3 separate regions of the Homo sapiens genome follow, and all the other regions are linked to region 2. The links are chromatin loops, found by intact Hi-C in ENCODE. Cell type or tissue: IMR-90. All regions are shown on one strand. Each heading gives the region's core, and the rest is flanking DNA. Links, peaks and the distances in the headings are about the cores only.

The links. A loop is a pair of places that touch in the nucleus more often than their neighbours do. Peaks named below come from ENCODE experiments on the same cell type or tissue, not always from the same donor. Only the 100,000 strongest peaks of a DNase experiment are listed, where the experiment ranks them.
Region 1: it touches region 2 in a loop (7-fold over the local background); 3 of 110 quality-filtered maps call a loop at or near these places.
Region 3: it touches region 2 in a loop (6-fold over the local background); 5 of 110 quality-filtered maps call a loop at or near these places.

Annotation. Positions count from the first base shown.
Region 1 is chr13:20,994,532-21,000,689 of GRCh38, forward strand. The region is part of intron 2 of LATS2 (large tumor suppressor kinase 2); the gene reads right to left. Among named protein-coding and RNA genes, the nearest start is that of LINC00367, 48 kb to the left of the region's middle. RefSeq lists enhancers at 2,549-3,088, 3,870-4,406. In IMR-90, for the core only: no CTCF peak of the experiment used is centred there; a DNase peak (open chromatin) is centred at 3,310; H3K27ac peaks cover 2,192 bases.
Region 2 is chr13:20,939,574-20,947,315 of GRCh38, forward strand. It overlaps LINC00367 (long intergenic non-protein coding RNA 367), which reads right to left. Exons shown (of 6, transcript NR_104058.1): 3 at 2,769-3,027; 4 at 2,568-2,672; 5 at 290-362. Among named protein-coding and RNA genes, the nearest start is that of LINC00367, 6.0 kb to the right of the region's middle. RefSeq lists enhancers at 27-526, 3,921-4,497. In IMR-90, for the core only: a CTCF peak has its summit at 4,150 (motif pointing right); a DNase peak (open chromatin) is centred at 4,088; H3K27ac peaks cover 146 bases.
Region 3 is chr13:21,040,873-21,047,030 of GRCh38, forward strand. It overlaps LATS2 (large tumor suppressor kinase 2), which reads right to left. Exons shown (of 8, transcript NM_014572.3): 2 at 4,813-5,358. The coding sequence starts at 5,154. Among named protein-coding and RNA genes, the nearest start is that of LATS2, 18 kb to the right of the region's middle. In IMR-90, for the core only: no CTCF peak of the experiment used is centred there; a DNase peak (open chromatin) is centred at 3,219; H3K27ac peaks cover 2,165 bases.

The DNA of each region.
Region 1 (6,158 bases), core at 1,159-6,158, 54 kb after region 2:
AGTGTGTCAGAGAGATGCAGCTGAAGCCTGGCCGAGGAGCTTGGCCACTCACCTTCCTTTCTTAAGCATGTATGGAGACCAAGCTGGATGTGGTGGCTCATGCCTATAATCCCAACACTTTGGGAGACTGAGGCAGGAAGACTGCTTGAGCCCGGGAGTTTGAGGCCAGACTGGGCAACACAGTGAGACCCCGTCTCTACACAAAAATAGCTGGGTGTTGATGGCGCATGCCTGTAATCCCAGCTACTGAAGAGGTTGAGGCAGGAGGATTGCTTGAGTCCAGGAAGTAGGGCAGGCTGGGCAACAAAGTAAGAATGTGTCTCAAAAAAAAAAAAATAGAATAAAATATTTTTTAAAAGAAGAATGTATAAAGATCATCATTTAAGGGTCCTTATCTAGAATCGTAGGTGGCTATTCCAAAAGATGGCAGGATGGCGCAGTGGTACAGGGCGCAGATAGGGAGGCCACACACCTAGGTTCACCCCTCCCCTCTGCTGCTTAGCAGCTGTGTAACTTTCAGCAAATCATTTCCTTACTTTGAGTGCCCGTTTCCTCATCTGGGAAATAAGGCTAATAGGTTGCTCTAGGGATGAAAGGAGATGTCATGCTTGGGCATCAGCATCACTTAAGGGTTAGCTGTTACAGTTCACAAAGGTATCTTATGTGTTTCTGGGAAAAAAAAACATAAAAACTGTAATTGTAGATTTTATGCATGTTTGATATTTAATGGCTCTAATGTTTTACTGTGTATTCTTCTTACAATAATTATACAAAGAAATGTAATGAGTTCTTTTCCCCAAGCCTCAATAGACACCTCCAGTCTCTTCCAGCTTACCTCAGGCTGCTGTGTAAACATTATCCACGTCTATGCATGCCAAGATGTGGAAAGGGTGAGCAGCCCTGCCCCAAAGCAAGAGTTCAGCTGCAAGCCAACTGAAGGCGAGGACAGTTCAGGTATGTGTTCTGGTGTCTAGCGTGTAGAAAGAGATCAGCAGATATCTGTTCAATGAATGATTGAGTGAGTGACTGAGTTAGACTGTGACATAGGATAGATGAAAGGAAGAAAGAGCTGCAAGCAGGGAGTAAGAAGATACTGTCTGTTCCACTGGGCAGGCTGCCCTGGTGTGTGGAAGATGGAGATAAGGTACACAGCAGAGATGCACCAAGGCACAGGCTAAAGGGAATTTCAAATCAACATTATCAACAGCAGCAACTTCCAAGTTTTACTCCATTATCTAGTTTGCACACGTGCCATTCTTCAGGACAGCCTCTTCTACAGAAGTTCACAAAATCTTAATGCTCTTTGAATGTGTGTATCATGCACTATTTACCAATTACTAATTATTTACAGAGTAATGTGGTAGGCTAACAAGACTTTGATGACTTTGTGTCAGTCACCTAGCCACGTGCAACAAGAAAATCCCTCACACACTAAATTTTTCTCCTAAAACCCTCAAGAAAGCTTAATTTAGGAAAGCTTAATTTAGGATTGGGCTAATGTCTCATAGAAAAAGGATGCTAATCCATTGAAGTTGGTTACCACGCCCATAAATTAAGCCTTCTCTTCTAGACAGATCTCAATGCTGGAGTTGAAGCCATCATATGAGCACCAGATTTGGCACAAGATACCTGCAGTGTTCAACACTTCCTTCATCAGTGACCACTCCATGCCACCTGCTGCAAGAGTAAGATGACTCAACATGTGCAAAACCCAATCTCCTGCCTCTAACTTACCAGTTCTCTCAGGGCTCCCAACCTTGGAAGCATCTTGACTTTGAGATTTCATTCACATCTCACATCCAGTCCAGAAGCATTTTTTTTCTACCTACATTAGAGTGGTAGAAGATTTTTTTTTTTTTTTTTTTGAGACAGAGGCTCGTTCTGTCCCCCAGGGTGGAGTACAGTGGCGTAATATTGGCTCACTGAAATTTCATCTCCCAGATTCAAACAATTCTCCTGCCTCAGCTTCCCGAATAGCTGGGATTACATGCATGAACCACCACCATACCTGGCTAATTTTTGTATTTTTAGTAGAGGTGGCGTTTTGCCATGTTGGCCAGGCTGGTCTCGAACTCCTGACCTCAGGTGATCCACCTGCCTCAGCTTCCCAAGGTGCTGGGATTATAGGTGTGAGCCACCGTGCCTGGGCTGATAGAAGATTCTGGATACTTTGAAGGCAGAACTGATACTATTATTCACACTCCATATCAAATTCAGCAAAACCTGACATGGCATAAACTCTATGCCTCACAGTTTGGGGAGCCACAATGGTTACAAAATAAGAGTCTGACGGGCTCTTACCTGGAGCCCTTATCTGCTACCCTCTGGGCTATTCTTGCAGATTCATAAATATTAAATGAAAAATTATTTTGTCAGATTGGCTGTAGAATAGAAGCTAGTAGGGCTAAATACTATGGCACAAAGGACAGACACCCCGAGGGGCCTGGCAGCCTCGTCTCTTCTGGAGAGCGGTGACATGCACTGCAGTGGGCTAGTCTCAGCTTGGGGTGGTGGCCCTGGACCAGATAGAAGGAATTCTTCCCACTCCATTAAAGCAGAGCTCCTCAAGAGGTTTTCTGCCTCATGGCTAAAACTAAGAGATTGGGGAGGGACTGAGAAGGGCAAGACAAACTGAGGTTTCACTGGTTTACTGCTGCTACTGACAGCTCTTGTAAAACTCCACTTTAGGTGTGTGAATTACACATGAATAAAGCAGTTTTGAACATCTGTACCTTAGGTATCTTTCCCAAGAGATTTCTCCTCTTACATTTTGTCAACAAATTGATGTTCGCTTAAAACTGGACCTAACCACTACGAAGCCTGGAAAATGTGAGATTTGCCCATATGCTATCTGATATAGAAAGGACTGCAAAAGAGGCACTTTAACAAAACGGCGAGGTGGCTGAGGGGTGGGACACCTGCCAGTATCAGGCCCTGCCAGTATCTTGAGGCTGGTCCTCTCAATTGCAAGGACCACACCCCAGCTCCAAACCTCCCCATGGGATGGTCCAGGCCTCTGTTGCAGGTACATCACCATTTAATGATCTTCTCTGCTGTCCCTCGGGGAAGCTGGCCTCACCCAGCTCTCCAGCTGCTGACCAGCTGCCAGACAGCCTAGCATGGGCTCCTGACACACCCTCTGCTCTCTTGGCTTGGTCCCCTTCTACTAAGCACAGGGCTTACGAGGACGGGTGGGAACTGGAAGACACTCCTTCAATCTACCGCTCAGCTCTTAGCAAGGCAGGAGCTGGGCTTGCAATGTCTAAGCAGCAGAAGTATTTCACGTGCATTGCCATGTGAATGCAAGTAATTTAAATGCAGTGACAATTATTATGTATGAGGGAAGGAATTTCCTATGGAGATCCTCCCCCACTCAGCCCTTCCTGGTAAGGAAGCATTTTTCAAGCCTTAGCAAAACCATATCCTAAAGTTTTAACATTCCAACTATGAGGTTTGGCTGAAAAAGTAGAAACGGAGCACTCTGGCCCTATCGTGTCTGCGTGGGCCTCTGTCTGTGTCTGCCTGTCTCTCAGGCTTTCTCAGGTAACTTCCACTTAAGTTGTAGCTGACGCCTGTAATCCCAGGGCTTTGGGAGGCCAAGGTAGGATCGCTTGAGGCCAGGAGTTCAAGACCAGCCTGGGCAAGACCCGCATGTTTGTAAAAAGTGAGAAAATTAGCTGGGCATGGTGGTGGGTGCCTGTAGTTCCAGCTTCATGGGAGGCTGAGGCAGGAATCACTTTGAACCTGGGAGGTGGAGGCTGCAGTGAGCTGAGATCATGCCACTGCACTCCAGCCTGGGAGACAGAGCAAGAGACCCTGTCTCAAACAAACAAACAAAAATTAATTAATTAATTAAATTAAGAAAAAACAAAGACTGAGGGAGAGAAGAGGATGAGAGGGGCCAGTTGGCTGGCAGAGGAGGCTGCACTGTCTCTGGCGGGATCCTGTGCTTGCTTGGAGGATTGCCAGCAGGGTGGTCTTCAAAAGAATCTCTGACCCAAAGGCCTAGATTTTTTTATGAGAACACAGGAGCCGAGGAGCTGGAATTTCCAAAGGGTGTTCCAACCCCACCCCCACGGAAAGGCCCCTGGAAGAATGAGGCCCTCCGGGCCCAGGCCTCCTCTAACCGCCCCACCATTGCGTGCCCCTCCCCTGAGCGCGGCGCTCCCGGCGATCTTGGGCAGGTGGGGCCCCAAGGCCTTGTCAATGCGGGGCGAGGCGGGGCGGGGCCCGACAACCTTGGGCTGGTGGGGCAGAGCCCCGTGACCTTGTCCACACGGGGCGGGGGCCGCAGCGACATTGTGCACGCCGGGTGGGGGCCCTGCGACATTGTCCACGACCTTGTGCACGCGGGGCGGGGGCCCTGGCGACGTTGTCCACGCAGGGTAGGAGTCCCGGTGACCTTGCGCACACGGCGCAAGGGCCCTGGTGACCTTTTCCACGACCTTGTCCACGCAGGACAGGGATCCCCGCGACCTTGTGCACGCAGGGCGGGGGTTCTGGCGACCTGGTCCACAACCTTGTCCACGCGAGGCAGGGGCCCCGGTGACCTTGGGCAGGCGCAGCACGTGCCGTGTGCGAGCCAATTATGACTGGAAAACAGGTGGAGGACAAATGGAAGTAGTGGCCTTTGGAGTTTAAATGTCTGTGTGCTTGAAGAAAATGAGTCGCCACCTTGCGCGGATGCAGCAGAAGCTCCAGCCCCAGCCGTGGCCGCCTCCGACCGCTGGTGGCGCCGCAGGCCCCCGAACCTTGGTAAACCAGACACACGCCCGGAAGACACCTGCTCGGCACATACAGGTACAAACCATACGTCTTTTTGAAACGAATGAAGAAGAAATTTGGCATAATGTTTTGTTTTTGTTTTGTGTATTTTTAAGGGCCATGCTAATCTCTGTATCGTTCCAATTTTCATATCTGCTGCAGAAGCGAGCACTTTTTCTTTTTCTTTTTTTTTGACAGGGTCTTGCTCTGTCACCCATGCTGGAGTACAGTGGCTCGATCAGGGCTCATTGCAGCCTGGCACTGCCCGGCTTAAGCAATCCTCCCATCTCAGCCTCCTGTAGTCAGGAGCCAGTATGCTTGGCTAATTTTTTAAAAAATTTTTTTGTAGAGATGGGCTCTCACTGTAACCCAGGCTGGTCTCAAACTCCGGAGGCCAAGCCATCCTCCTGCCTCAGCCTCCTAAAATGCTAGGATTACAGACATGAGCTAGGGTGCCTGGCCTTAAATTTGTTATAAAATAAAATGAACATGAAAAATCCTTGGCCTTGCCAATGATCACGAGACCAGCCTGGACAATGTGGTGAAACCTCATCTCTACTAAACATACAAAAAAAAAAAAAAAATAGCCAGGCGTGGTGGCACACACCTATATAGTCCCAGCTACTAGGGAGGCTGAGGCAGAAGAATGACTTGAACCTGGGAGGCGGAGGTTGCAGTGAGTCAAGATCACGCAGCAGAGCAAGTCTCCATCAAAAACAAAACAAAACAAAGAAACACTGATAAAATAAAGAGCATTTTACAACTATTGTTAGCACCAAAATAAAATAAAAAATTATAAAGATAGGCCGGGCGTGGTGGCTCACGCCTGTAATCCCAACACTTTGGGAAGCCGAGGCGGGCAGATCACAAAGTTAGGAGATCGAGACCATCCTGGCTAACATGGTGAAACCCTGTCTCTACTAAAAATATAAAAAATTAGCCGGGAGTGGTAGCATGCGCCTGTAGCCCCAGCTACTCAGGAGGCTGAGGCAGGAGAATCACTTCAACCCAGGAGGTGGAGGTTGCAATGAGCCGAGATTGCACCACTGTACTCCAGCCTGGGTGACAGAGCAAGACTCTGTCATAATAATAATAATAATAATAATAAAGATAAATGTGCTGGTAAAACTATTCTTGGTCATGTATAAACCAAAAATATTCAGGGGTGAATATTTATTATCAAAAGTTATTAAGTTTTTTTTATCCCGATTTAATGATTTTACTTCTTGAAATTTATCCTCAGGCTAAAATAATTCAGTTTTAAAAAACTGATTTCCATAATGATGTCTGTCAGATTTAGGTATAATATATCAGCCCCTCAAATAGGAAAGTGTGGGATGGGAGTTAGAGGCCACATGGCCACTACTAAACTATAATTATAATTAATATAGTCC
Region 2 (7,742 bases), core at 1,649-6,648:
AAGGAAAGAGTGAGACCACTGTGAGGGGCAACAGTCAAGGATGGGGGGCAGAAGGGGTCTTTGAATCTGAAGCCCACCAGGGGCTGACTGTCCAGCTTTGATGTGAGCAAGAGCCCCTTTGAGGAGCTGCCCAGGCTAGTTCCTTCCACAGTGGCTCAAAGACAGGAGTGCCTGATCTGCTGCCGACTGGCTGGGAGACTGAGATTTGTTGCAGGCCAACTAGTGCATGTGACCCAGTGTCAGATATATCCCCAAAATATCCCTGGCAAGTGGCGGGATGATCTCCTACCCCTTCGCTTGAGCAGGCCGGAGGCCAGGAGCTGAGACTCCTCATTCTCCATTTCTGTTTACCTTCTCCCCAGCTGGGAACAAAGGACAAGAATTTGGGAGTGACAGGCATGTGGCCACACACTCAAATGCACTTGTTTATACCTGTTTGTTTACTGTTTCAGCAGATTCTTGCTTAGCAATAACTGAGTTTATCTCCTTGTCTTAAGGAAACTCTTAAGAATGTTATTATAATGTAGTAAAATTTAAATGTCTCTTGAATGATGAAGCACTAACTAATGTGCTATATCTAAATGTAGAAATGCACATTTACGAGTATTGTCCTCTCCCGGCATTTTCATCTGAACACTCAGTCTGTTGACAACACTCAAAAACTTCATAAAAGATCACAATCTAGCACTTAAGTTCTACAGATAATGTTGAAATCTTGCACAAGATTTAGGAATCTCAGGCAATGACATGCATAACATTGCTATTAGGAAATGTGTAATATACTCTTCTGTTACTATCAGTGGAAAGTCAAAAAACAAACAAACCATAGTGATAAGAGCTGTGTGAATTAAGGAATTTTAGAGCTGAAAGTGACCTTCGAAATCCTAGAGCCTCACCCATTTTTACCTTCTAATAATCGTGCTGTAAAATATCACACTTACACTGTAGAAAATTTGGAAATATACAGAAGATGTTTAAAATTAGGAAGAAAAGGCTGGGCACCGTGGCTCATGCCTGTAATCCCCGCACTTTCGGAGGCTGAGGTGGGCAGATCACAAGGTCAAGAGATCGAGACCAGCCTGGCCAACATGGTGAAACCCAGTCTCTACTAAAAATACAAAAAATTAGCTGGGCGTGGTGGCGCGCGCCACTGCAATCTGACCTAGCGACAGACTGAGACTCAGTCTCAAAAAAAAAAAAAAATCAGGAAGAAAAAAATCACCCACAATTGTATCACCTACAAGAGGTCACCATTTTTTAAAACTTTGCCGTATTTCCTTTCAGACATGTAAAATTTTTGATATATTTATTTTTTTCTTTTTCTTGCTACAAAAAACTGAGATCGTACAGTTTGTATCCTTCACCCTTTACTTAACATTATATAGTGATAATTTTGCTTTTTATTAAAAACTTTTTGAATATGGAATTTTTATTGATTACATAAAATGTGACAGTATGGCATAGAGTCATAAAATATTTGTAACCGTCATCATAGTATTGAATGTGTAATTGCGTTTAAAGATACTATAGTATAGATGTGCTAAGGGAAATACTTTTGTGCATAACTGTTTGTCCCATTTTTAAATTGTTTCTGTAGAAATTGTTGCCAAATTTTGTTCCAGCCAGGTGCGGTGGCTCGCACCTGTAATCCCAGTACTTTGGGAGGCCGAGGTGGGTGGATCACTTGATGTCAGGAGTTCAAGACCAGCCTGGCCAACATGGTGAAACCCTCTCTCTATTAAAAATACAAAAAATTAGCTGGGCATGGTGGTGCGTACCTGTAATCCCAGCTACTCGGGAGGCTGAGGCAGGAGAATTGCTTGAATCCAGGAGGCAGAGGTTGCAGTGAGCAGAGATCTCACCACTGCACTCTAGCCTAGGCAACAGAGGGAGACTCCATCTCAAAAAACAAAACCAAACAAAAAAACAAAACAAAACAAAATTTTGTTCCAGAAAAGTTATAACAATTTTTATCAACAACATGAGAGTGTCTATTTCAGTGTAACCTTTCTAGAATCAGAGTATTACTTTTTTTTTTTGAGGCAGAGTCTGGCTCTGTCGCCCAGGCTGGAATGCAGTGGGGTAGTCTTGGCTCACCGCAACTTCCGCCTCCTGGGTTCAAGCAATTCTCTGCCTCAGCCTCCTGAGTAGCTGGGATTACAGGCACCTGCCACCACGCCCGGCTAATTTTTTGTATTTTTAGTAGAGACAGGGCTTCACCATCTTGGCCAAGCCGGCCTTGAACTCCTTACCTCAGGATCCACTGGCCTCGGCCTCCCAAAGTACTGGGATTACAGGTGTGAGCCACCATGCCTGGTCGAGTATTACCATTTTTAATAATGGTAATGGGTAATATAAAATAATGTTATTTTAGGAAACAATTCTAAAGCTTCATTTTCAGGAGACTGAGATTTTAGAAGCTACTTCTTTAATTCTTATGACATAGAGTCGGATTAGACACAAAATAAATGTTATGAAAATGCTACTACTGTTCTTTGAAGGCTGTTTATAGTTTGTAGATGCTGAGAATATGGTGAAATGGTAAACTATGCATAGCCTTAACTTACGGAGTGCTAGAGTTTTGGGCTGAGGAGCTGGTCACCATTGGGCATCTGACAACTGATTGTTTGGGCTTCTGGGACTGTTTCTGGAGGGGCCTGGATCTCAGCACACTGTGTCAGGTAGGAGAGGAAAAAAACGTTATCTGTTTGCTCCTAAGCTCATTGGTTGAAGATTCGCCCCACAAGCTTCAATTTCTCTGCACTTACTTTTTTCTCTGACTTATTGTGGGTTTCTCAAGCATAGGGGCCAGGGGTCCTGTGAGGTGGGTGCCATTTGGGATGCCACATGGAGCTGGCAGTGTCCACAGACAGCTGGTTTCTGCAGTGGCAGCAGGGTGGAGTAAGCGTCCAACGGTGTCCAAAGATTTGGAGTGGTACTTAAGAGGTGTTTACACGAGCAACAAGGTAAGTAGAGATAACTGGGCCTTCAATACAGAGGTTGATGGAAACACATCTGCAAGTGTACCTGATTCAAATCATCACACAGTAACCCCTCCAGGGGAATGTCAAATTCTGTACTGTTTTTAATGCTCAGCTGACACATTGCTCTAGTCCAGTGGTTCTAGAACTTTTTGAGCTTAGGATCCCTTTATACTCTTAAAAATTATTGAGAACTTCAGACAAATTCATATATATGAAGTGAGGGGACAGAAAGGAGGTATATCTATATCCATATCTATCTATCTATCAATATTTATCATATTAAAAATTAAAATGGAAAAAAATAAAGAATATTTATAGATGGAAAAGTGGCCATTATAAACCAATTACATGTTAACACAAATAATGTGTTTTATGCAAAATAACTATATTTCCCAAAATAACAGTTAGTGGCATCAGTGGCATTGGTTTACATTTTGCAAACCTCTTGAATAGCGGGTTTAATATCAGATAGTGGAATTCTCTTTTTTTTTTTTTTTGAGACATTGTCTCGCTCTGTTGCCCAGACTGGAGTGCAGTGGTGCAATCTCAGCTCACTGCGACCTCTGCCTCCCGGGTTCATGCGATTCTCGCGCCTCAGGCTTCCGAGTAGCTGGGATTTATAGGCGTGCGCCACCATGCCCAGCTAATTTTTTGTATTTTTCGTCGAGACGGGGTTTCACCATGTTGGCCAGGCTGCTCTTGAACTCCTGACCTCGAGTGATCTGCCCACCTCGGCCTCCCAAAATGCTGAGATTACAGGCGTGAGCCATCGCATCCGGTCGCAGATGGTGGAGTTTTTATTTCTGCTTCCACATTTGACCTGTTACCATATGTTTTGTTTGAAGTAGATGGGGAAGTCCAGCACCCCCCAGGTATACAATTGAAAAGGGGGACTTCGTGTGTCCCTGAAGTCCACAGACCACACTTTGAGAACTGCTGCTCAAGTCTAAGTTGCGAATTTCTCAATTACATGAACAAGACTCTAGCGGAAACCAGTACTGTGTGCGCTCAACAGACTAAATTGTTTGGAAAAGCGTTTCCTAGGAGTTGCTATAAACCAAATGACTCATTTAAACGTTTTTATTACTTTGACAAATACTTCGGCTCTGCAGCCTGTTCCTTTTTTAAACCAACTTGCCTCATTACACAGCTGTGGTCTGCACAGCTTTGGCCACCAGGTGGCTCCCACCCCCAGCCTTTTCTAGAAGGATCCATTCAGGACGCTTCATTCCTTGATGGCGCCCTAGCTGCTCAGGGCACTCAGGGAAACTTTATTTTGTTCAACATAAGAAAAGAGTCAGTTGTGGGAGGCCGACGCAGGCGGATCAACTGAGGTCAGGAGTTTGAGACCAGCCTGGCCAACCTGGCAAAACTCCGTCTCTACTAAAAATACAAAAATTAGCCGGGCATAATGGCGGGCACGTGTAATCCCAGCTACTTGGGAGGCTGAGGCAGGAGAGCTGCTTGAACCTCAAAGGCAGGGGTAGCAGTGAGCCGAGATCATGCCACTGCACTCCAGCCTGGGCGACAGAGGAAGACTCCATCTCAACAACAACAACAAAAAAAAAAAAAAAAAAAAAAAAAGAGGAGAAAAGAGTCAGTTGGGTAAGGGGAGGATTATTTCAAGGAAAAGGGAAGTTAAGAAAGAATAGAACTGGCAGTGCGTGGTGGCTCACGCCTGTAATCCCAGCACTTTGGGAGGCCGAGGCGGGTCTAACACGAGGTCAGGAGTTCGAGACCAGCACAGCCAAGATGGTGAAACCCCCTTCTCCACTAAAAATACAAAAATTAGCCGGGCATGGCAGCAGGTACCTGTAATCCCAGCTGCTCAGGAGGCTGAGGCAGAGAATTGCTTGAACTCGGGAGGCGGAGGTTGCAGTGAGTCGAGATTGCTCCACCGCACTCCAGCCTGGGCGAAAGAGTGAGACTCCGTCTCAAAAAAAAAAAAAGTATATTTAACATAGGAGGTTGGTAAAAAAAATCTAAAAGAGTTGGTCTGAATACTGGAAGAAGTACTATATGGCACCTTTACTCTCTTACCAGCTTAATGTAGCTTTTTCCTTCTCATTGTTTTTAACTGATATGCTTAAATTGGGTATTATTATCTCTACTAAAATGGTTCTCTCTCAAAGCAAGGTGTTATACTAGATACCACGTGGGATAAACAAAGAGGTGGTGGGGAATGCGCCCCTCCACCCTGAGAGACAGGAGGTGTGGGTGTTTTCACTCTAGCACATATTCACTGTGACACTGTGGGGTTACTTCTGTTTCCTAACCTGAGTGATCCACCCCACTTACAAGAGAGGGCTGATAATCCTTAACTGTCCAGAGGTTTGTTTCCAAATCAGATTGTCTCTGGAGTTCCTTGCGAGACTCGAAATACACGATTCTGTGATTCTATTTCAGTCTGGTTGAGTTCTTTAGTTGCAAGCAACAGATAACCAACTTGGTTAATCTTGCCCAGTTTCCTTAATAAGACTCATACGGCCCTTCGCTACCTGGGCCCTGCCTGTGCCTCCAGCCTCAAATCTTCTTCAGGCACTGTGAAGCTCCAGACATATGGCGACATCCCCCACACCATGTGTGCCCCTTCTCCGGCCTCTGCTGCCTAATAGTAGGTTTCAGGTAGGCATCACTTCCGCTGGGCTGCCTTCCATGACCTCCCCAGTCTGGATCGCGTCCTCTCCTGGGTGCTCCAGCAGCAGCTTCCTCCACTTCTCCATCATACCTTTGAGACTATTGTATTATAATTTTCTAAATGCTTTCCCCTCCTGTGAGTCCTGGGCAGAAGGAAGCATGTCCACCTTCTTCACGGGTATCCCCAATACACAGTACAGTGTCTGGCACACAGCAGGTACACAAAATATATTTAATGAAGGAACAGAGGAAGGGAGAGAAGATATCTCTTCTTGGATAGTGCCAGTCATATATTAGGTGTTCATTAAACATTTGTAGAACCGAACTGAGAATGCTGAGCCCTTTAACAGGATCCTCAAAACCTCGTAAAATAAACACAGATAGGCCGGGCGCGGTGGCTCACGCTTGTAATCCCAGTACTTTGGAAGGCTGAGGCGTGTGGATCACAAGGTCAGGAGATCGAGACCATCCTGGCTAACGCAGGTGAAACCTGGTCTCTAGTAAAAATAGAAAAAATTAGCCGGGAGTGGTAGCGGGCGCCTGTAGTCCCAACTACTCGGGAGGCTGAGGCAGGAGAATGGCATGAACCCGGGACGCGGAGCTTGCAGTGAGCCGAGATAGCGCCACTGCACTCCAGCCTGGGCTACAGAGCAAGACTCTTGTCTCAATAAAAATAAAAAACACAGATAATAATAGGATTTTGCCGAATATAGAACCAAGTGGCAGATTTAAAATTTGAACCACAACATCCTGGATTTGACGTCTTTTGTACTACTTTTGTTGAGAAAGGGGAAATGCTCTCTTCACTCAGGCACCCACCACGAGAGCTAGCCTGGAGGATGCGGGCTCAGCACGTGCTAGAGGAACCCCGGGGGGATGGAGAAACGGTGGAGAGACGGGGAGGGCTCCGGAAAACTGCGTTCTCACAAGACCAAAGGGAGGGGAGGGAGGGGGAGATGTGGCTGCAAGTGCAGTTGGAGAGGGTGTGAAGAGATCGGGAGTCCTCTGCGAGGCTCTGGAGCACCCGGCGCCTAAGAGGCTAGTGCGCCCCGTGCCGCTGCGGTAGGACCTGGCGGTCCGCAGCTCCTGAAGGGCCTGGCCGTTCACGGGGCAGGCAGGACGGGCGAAATCCCCCGCAGTTAGCGGTCAACAGAAAGGGCGACACGGAACGGGGTTCCTGGCACCCGAGCTCGCCGCACCGAAGTCTCCTGGTAACAGCGACACGGGACCGGGCTATGTGACCACACACCTGAAGCCCCTGGAGAGCTCTTTGTTTTATTTCAAATTGTGGTAAAAAGGACATAACATTAAATACCATCTTACCCATTTTTAAGTGCACAGTTCAGTGGCATCGAGAGCATTCACATCGCTGTGTGGCCATCACCACTGTCCACCTCTAGAACTCTTCATCGGCCTGTGCAGCAGCTGCCACCTGTTCAACACTAACTCCCGGTTCCCACTCCCGCAGCGCCGTATCACACTTACACTTCTGTGTCTATGAATTCGCCTGCTTTACATATGGCATATGAGTGGAATCACACAGTATTGGTACTTTTGTGACTGGCCTATTTCACTCAGCATAATGGCCTGGAGGTTCATCCATGTTGTAGCATGTAATGGGATTTCCTTCTTTTTTTTTTTTTTTTTTTTGACAGAATCTTGCTCTGTCGCCCAGGCTGGAGTGCAGTGGCGTGATCTCGGTTCACTGCAATCTCCGTCTCCCGGGTTCAAGTGATTCTTTGCCTCAGCCTCCCGAGTAGCTGGGATTACAGGCAAGCTCCACCATGCCCAGCTTCTTTGTGTATTTTCAGTAGAGATGGGGTTATGCCTTGTTGGTCAGGCTGGTCTTGACCTCAGGTGATCCACCCACCCTGGCCTCCCAAAGTGCTGGGATTACAGGTGGGAGCCACCATGCCGGGCAATTTCCTTTTCTTCTTCTTTTTTTTTTTTTTTTGAGACAGAGTCTTGCCCTGTCGCCCAGGCTGGAGTGTGCAATGGCATGATATTGGCTCACTGCAACCTCCATGTCTTGGTTTCAAACCATTCTCCTGCCTCAGCCTCCCAACTCCCAAGTATCTGGGATTACAGGCACCTGCCACCACACCTGGCTAATTTTTGTGT
Region 3 (6,158 bases), core at 1,159-6,158, 100 kb after region 2:
ATTCTTATCTGAGGAATCTGAGTCCTTTTAAATTATTAGGCCCAGAGAGACATTAAACTGAGAGAACAATCACATTCTACTTCCCCCTTGAGGCATGTGTTCACCTTTTTTTTTTTCTGAGGCAGAGTCTCGCTCTGTCGCCCAGGCTGGAGTACAGTGGCACGATCTGGGCTCACTGCAAGCTCCGCCTCCTGGGTTCACACCATTCTCCTGCCTCAGCCTCCAGAGTAGCTGGGACTACAGGCGCCCGCCACCATGCCCGGCTAATTTTTTGTATTTTTAGTACAGACAGGGTTTCACCATGTTAGCCAGGATGGTCTCGACCTCCTGACCTCATGATCTGCCCGCCTTGGCCTCCCAAAGTGCTGGGATTACAGGTGTGAGCCACCGCGCCTGGCCCACTCCCTTTTCTTATTAAGCAGATGGCCCCTGATTCACTGAGCAGCTGGTGTGGACACTGTTCTCAGGAAGGCTGCCTCTCAGTGCACATCCTGACCACTGGCTGTCTTCTTTATGCCCTTCCTTATTTGATCTAATATAATCAGTTTATCAGTTTGTTTGTTTACATTTCTTCCCTAACCTCATTCCATTAAAGTTTTAAATCACTTAAACATGATAAAGTGGGGGGAAAGAACTGGATTAATCAGGATTAGGAAATTACAGCTGACACAATATTCAGGACCAGGAAAATGTATCAATGCTGAGCCACAGACTGGGCACCCCTCAGCAGATCAGAGGGAGGGTGGACAGGCAGGATACAGGTCATCCACAGAGAAAAAGCCCATGCCAGTTTCTCAAGGAAAGCAGAACCCTTTCCTAGCACTCGCATCCAAACAAAGTTCTCACATAAGTCTTCCTAGAGGGGACACCATGTGATAAAGTGCTTTGCTATTCTAAGGGGTCCAGGGGGCCATGGGCCTCCCCTGGGAGTTACTGAATTGGAACCTCACCCTCACAGGACTCATAGGCACCATCCTGAGTGCTATAATTAAGAACAGTGAGTGCAGTGAGCTGACGACACCCCCACCTACCCACACCATGCAGATGTTCCCCCTATAACCCACTGCAACCAGAGAGAAAACAAGTCCCAGGCTTCCGCAGAACAGAAATATTTTGCATATTTAAATGCAAACTTAAATGATCACTTATGCCAATAACTATCCAATGCTCAAAATATGATACTCATAACCAAAAAACTTACCTTTCCAATTCCTTAAATCTATATTTAAAGAGCAGCTCCTCCCATAAGAAATATTAATCTAGTGGCCTAGTTTTTTTCTACAGGAATTTTTGTAAGTTTTCAGTAATTTATGTGCAAAAGACTAATAAACATATCATTTGACATACACATTATATCCTTACACAGAAAATACCCTTGAGTCTTTTACTTTTTCCAGAAATTTCCATTTTAAAGTATTTTAATTAAAAATATACCCAAACATGCTAGTTACATGGGTGGGTTTAATATGCAAAAATTCACTATGCTGTGTGCTTAGAAATTGTGCACTTTTAAAGTAAATTTTACTTTAATTAAAAGTTAAGGCTGGGTGTGGTGGCTTGAACTTATAATTCCAGCACTTTTGGAGGTTAAGGCCGCTTGAGTCTGGAAGTTCCAGTCCAGCCTGGGTAACATAGTGAGATGCCATCTCTAGAAAAAATTTTGAAAACTGGCCAGACGTGGTGGCACGCCTGTAGTCCCAGCTACTTCAGAGGCTGAGGTAGGAGGATTGCTTGAGCCTGGAAGGTCGAGGCTGCAGTGAGCATTGACCTCACCACCACACTCCAGACTGTACAACAGAGCAAAACCCTCTTAAACAGACAAAACAGTAGGAGTGGCTGGGCATGGTAACTCACGCCTGTAATCCCAGCACTTTGGGAGGCCTAAGAGGGCGGATCACAAGGTCAGGAGATTGAGTCCATCCTGGCTAACACGAAACCCGTCTCTACTAAAAATACAAAAAATTAGCCGGGCGTGGTGGTGGGTGCCTGTAATCCCAGCTACTCAGGAGGCTGAGGCAGGAGAATTGCTTGAACCTGGGAGGCAGAAGTTGCAGTGAGCCGAGATTGCGCCACTGCACTCCAGCCTGGGCCACAGAGCGAGACTCCGTCTCAAAAAAAAAACCAAAAAACAAAAAACAGTAGGAGTGAAAGGGGTAAAGCTGCAACAATAAGAACTCTCGGCCAGACGTGGTGACGCACGCCTGTAATCCCAGCACCTTGGGAGGCCGAACGAAGCAGGCAGATCACTTGAGGTCAGGAGTTTGAGACCAGCCTAGCCAACATAGTGAAACCCCGTCTCTGCTAAAAATACAAAAATTAGCCAGGCGTGGTGTTGCGTGCCTGTAATCGCAGCTACATGGGAAGCTGAGGCAGGAGAATCACTTGAACCCAGGAGCCCAGGTTGCAGTGAGCCAAGATGACGCCACCACACTCCAGCCTGGGCAACAGAGCAAGACACCGTCTAAAAAAAAAAAAGAACTCTATTATACTGAATTCAAATCATCTTTTTAACAAACTGATGCATACAACTCTAAAGGTACGGTTATCTTTTTCTCTTATTATTTGGGTTCACATAATGACTTTCCTACCTGAATTTTCTGAACGCAAATACATTTTTTATCTAGGCCAAGAAAAGTGTGAGTTGGAGGGGAAAGGTGGAGGCACAGCTGTTTTAAGTTATAAAGTAACACCACACACCAAACTGAATGAATTATTTCAAGGGCATTAAATATGGTAAATGGAGGCCTTTCTGCTAGCAATTAACATAAATTAAATGTTGATGGAAACTTCATCGGTGTCATGATCCTTACTTTTAGTGTATTTGTGTTTCTGTATTGGAAACAGCACTGGCTTTATTACTTCTTGCACTATAATTATCACTAATGGATTTTACCCTAATAAGATCCCACCTGTATTTGGGATTATTTGCTTGACTTGTTTCTTTTTCTCACAGCTGAAACACAACCGCAAAGAACACAGGGGCTTGGTTTGCCTCCTTTGTCTGCAAGTGATTTACAGGAGAAGATTTTAAGCTCTGCTGTTGGCCTGAAAGTTTCTCTGCAATCTTACTCCAGATTTCCCCAGGACTGCTCCTTCCCTACTTTCAAAACTGCTGGGTTCTGTACGTCAAGGGATAATGCTTGGCAGCATATTTAACTTCATGCTTTCACAATAAGAATGTCTGTGCCTTTGCTGTCAGCTTCACTGCTGAAACACTCTGCACCACATTACTCACAACCCTGTGCTTTATCAAAGCAGCTCGACATAACAATCCTCACTATATACAAGTTAATCCCAGTATGGCCCAAATTATCAAGGAAGCCCTCTATAAAACAGCAGGATTCATTTCACAAACATCTCCTCTGAGAAATGTAAATTCTCTATTTAAGGTCTATGGTAATAAACTACAAGAGGATTGAGAGTGGTTTTGGAAATAACAAATAACACTGTTAGCCTTTTCCTATGACTGCAACACCAGGAGTATGTAATTAGGTTATTTCTAAGAAACCAGAAGTGCTCAGGCCATTCTGATGTGCTTTGAGCATGAAATCTTACTACTTTTCCAAGGTACCAAAAATACTTAGCTTATTTCCGCTTCATGCAACTGTAATTTTTAAGATGACAGATTGTAATAAAACACTGGCTTTCATGAATCATTTCATAATGCAATTATGTTTTACTTGTTACATTTCACTAATTACATTTTTACCTGGTTGGACACTAGTTCCATTTTATATGGTCCTGTCCCTCAATTTGGATTGTATTCAGGTATACGAATTGCTAAGAGATCATAAATGTATGGCTATGAGGTGTAGGGGTGTGTGTGTGTGTGTGTGTGTGTGTGTGTGTGTGTGTGTGTGTGTGTGTTTTAAATAGAGATAGGGTCTCGCTCAGCTAACCAGGATTGGAGTGCAGTGGCTATCATAGCTCACTGCAGCCACAAACTCCTAGGCTCAAGCGATCCCTCCTGCCTCAGCATCCCATGTAGTTGGGACTACAAGGTGCACACCACCACGTCCAGCTTTTTATTTTTTGTAGAGATGGGGAGTCTCGCTATGTTGTCCAGGCTGGTCTCAAACTCCTGGCCTCAAGTGATCTTCTTGACTGGCCTCCCAAAGTGCTGGGATTACAGGCATGAGCCACCACACTCATCTCTGTAAGCTGTGTATTAATGTATAACTGGTGCCACCTCCACTAATGTATCCTTTAATCCTAAACAACTGAAAAGTGAGACTGTGTTGCCACAATTTTGACGATTTCTCAAGCTTTTTCTTTCTAGTTTTTCCCATTTCCTGAACATGTTAATAGTTACACCCCCTGTAACAGCATATACACTAATTGTTAAATAGGAGAAAACCGAGTCAGAGAATAGCCAATGCATGTTGCTCAACCCTCCCATTTCTAGGAAAAAAAAAATGCACAAACCAAAACAAGAAAAGGGAAGCCAGTCTCTTTCCACGATAGCTCAGAATAACCCGAATAAACACCAAAAAAAGGGGCTAAGCACGAAAGCCCTTTTCATCTCCACAAGAACAGATCAGAAAATACACATTACAATTTCAGGAGACCTCAGCAACTTCTGGAACTTGCCTGAAAAGGAAAAGCAGCTCAAAAGACCATTTTAGAGAGAAGGTAGAGAACCTTCAATTGTGAGTTCAATTATGTGTTAAAAGGGCCTTGGGTTTTTAACCTAGAAACACTTGTATAAGTAGTAACCAATTCAAAGCCTTCAAGTAGTTGCCAAACCATTCTGACTGCCCCAGCTGTCCCATAGCTGCCTCTGCACATGGCCCTGCAGAGGTCTGTACCCACCTGGTCGCATCCTGCGTTCACCAGTTCCTGCAGCATTTGCCGGTTCACTTCTGCAGCTGCAGAGGTGCCCGATTCATTAGCAAAAGGCAACAAGGAATATCTGATTTCCCTCAAGGCTTTCTGATAAGGTCCGAACTTTGGGGTGGCTCTCATCTGCTGCTGCTGCCTGGTGGCATCTTTGCTCCCCAGGACTTTGGCATCCAGGGAAGTGTCACTGTTTGGTCCTGCGGGTAGCCCCTGAACCGAAGACTTGGATGGCTGTTTTAACCCCTCACGAATCTCTTGCAGTCGCTGCCGGCTATTTCCAGAATAAGTCGTGGCAGGAAAAGTCTTTGGCCTCATTGTTAGTCCAGTTTCCTTTTACCATAAATACAATCTTCTTAAAGTGTTTTATTATTTAAAAAAAAAAACTGTCAATAGTATCAGTTTGTTGTAAACATACTTTCAAAATAATTTCCTTTTGAAAATGTTCTTTCCTTCCATTTTTGTAGTTCCTATAGAGAACCTAAAATTTTCCAAAGTCTTCATTTTGAAGATTATCACTCTCTGAAAAAGAAAATAAATGGGAGAGAAATGTTCATTTGTCATTTTCACGCAACGTTAATGCTACTTTTCAGAAATAAACAGTGATCGTGGAAATATACCGCTTGGAAAGAAAAGAAAGAACGCATCACCTCTCAGAAATGACAAAAATACTGTTCAACCATGGTTAGAGCACATGACATCTACGGCTGTCCCAAAATGCTTCCTGTAATACGTAATCTGCAATAAAGTAAATTGCTATAAATATTCAACTCAGGGCAAGAACAGTAGTATTAACAACTGACAGCTCATTTAAAATACTTCATTATAATAAAATTTTATTTTGAAACCCACAGCTTGAGGAGTATTTAAATTTTCTACATGGGATCTTGGATTTCTGGCTTGTTCCTAATAACCAATCCACTCCTTGTCCTTCATCCCCATGGCTTTACTAACCTCTCCCCCCTCACATGAGATGTGGTCCTTCCATATCTTTAGAAAACTTTCTGAACTTTTCCTTATAAAACCCTCCCAATTTTCCTAAAAGACACCACAAAGCCTGTCACATTAAAACTGTCCCATGTTGCAAATGTTTCAATTGCAGTTTCCACACACACATTATGAGACTTTGAAGGTAACTACTTCCTTTGTTTTTTACAAGGTGGCCACTTACCAGCATTTTGACCTAAATAGTAAAATTAAAATATCTTTCTTGTAGCAATTGATACTGACATGGAAGGGGACTGGTAACAGCATGTAGGCAACTTCTCAGAGTGCACCATGGCCACATGAACATCAAATGATCATGTGGGTAAGAGTTATTA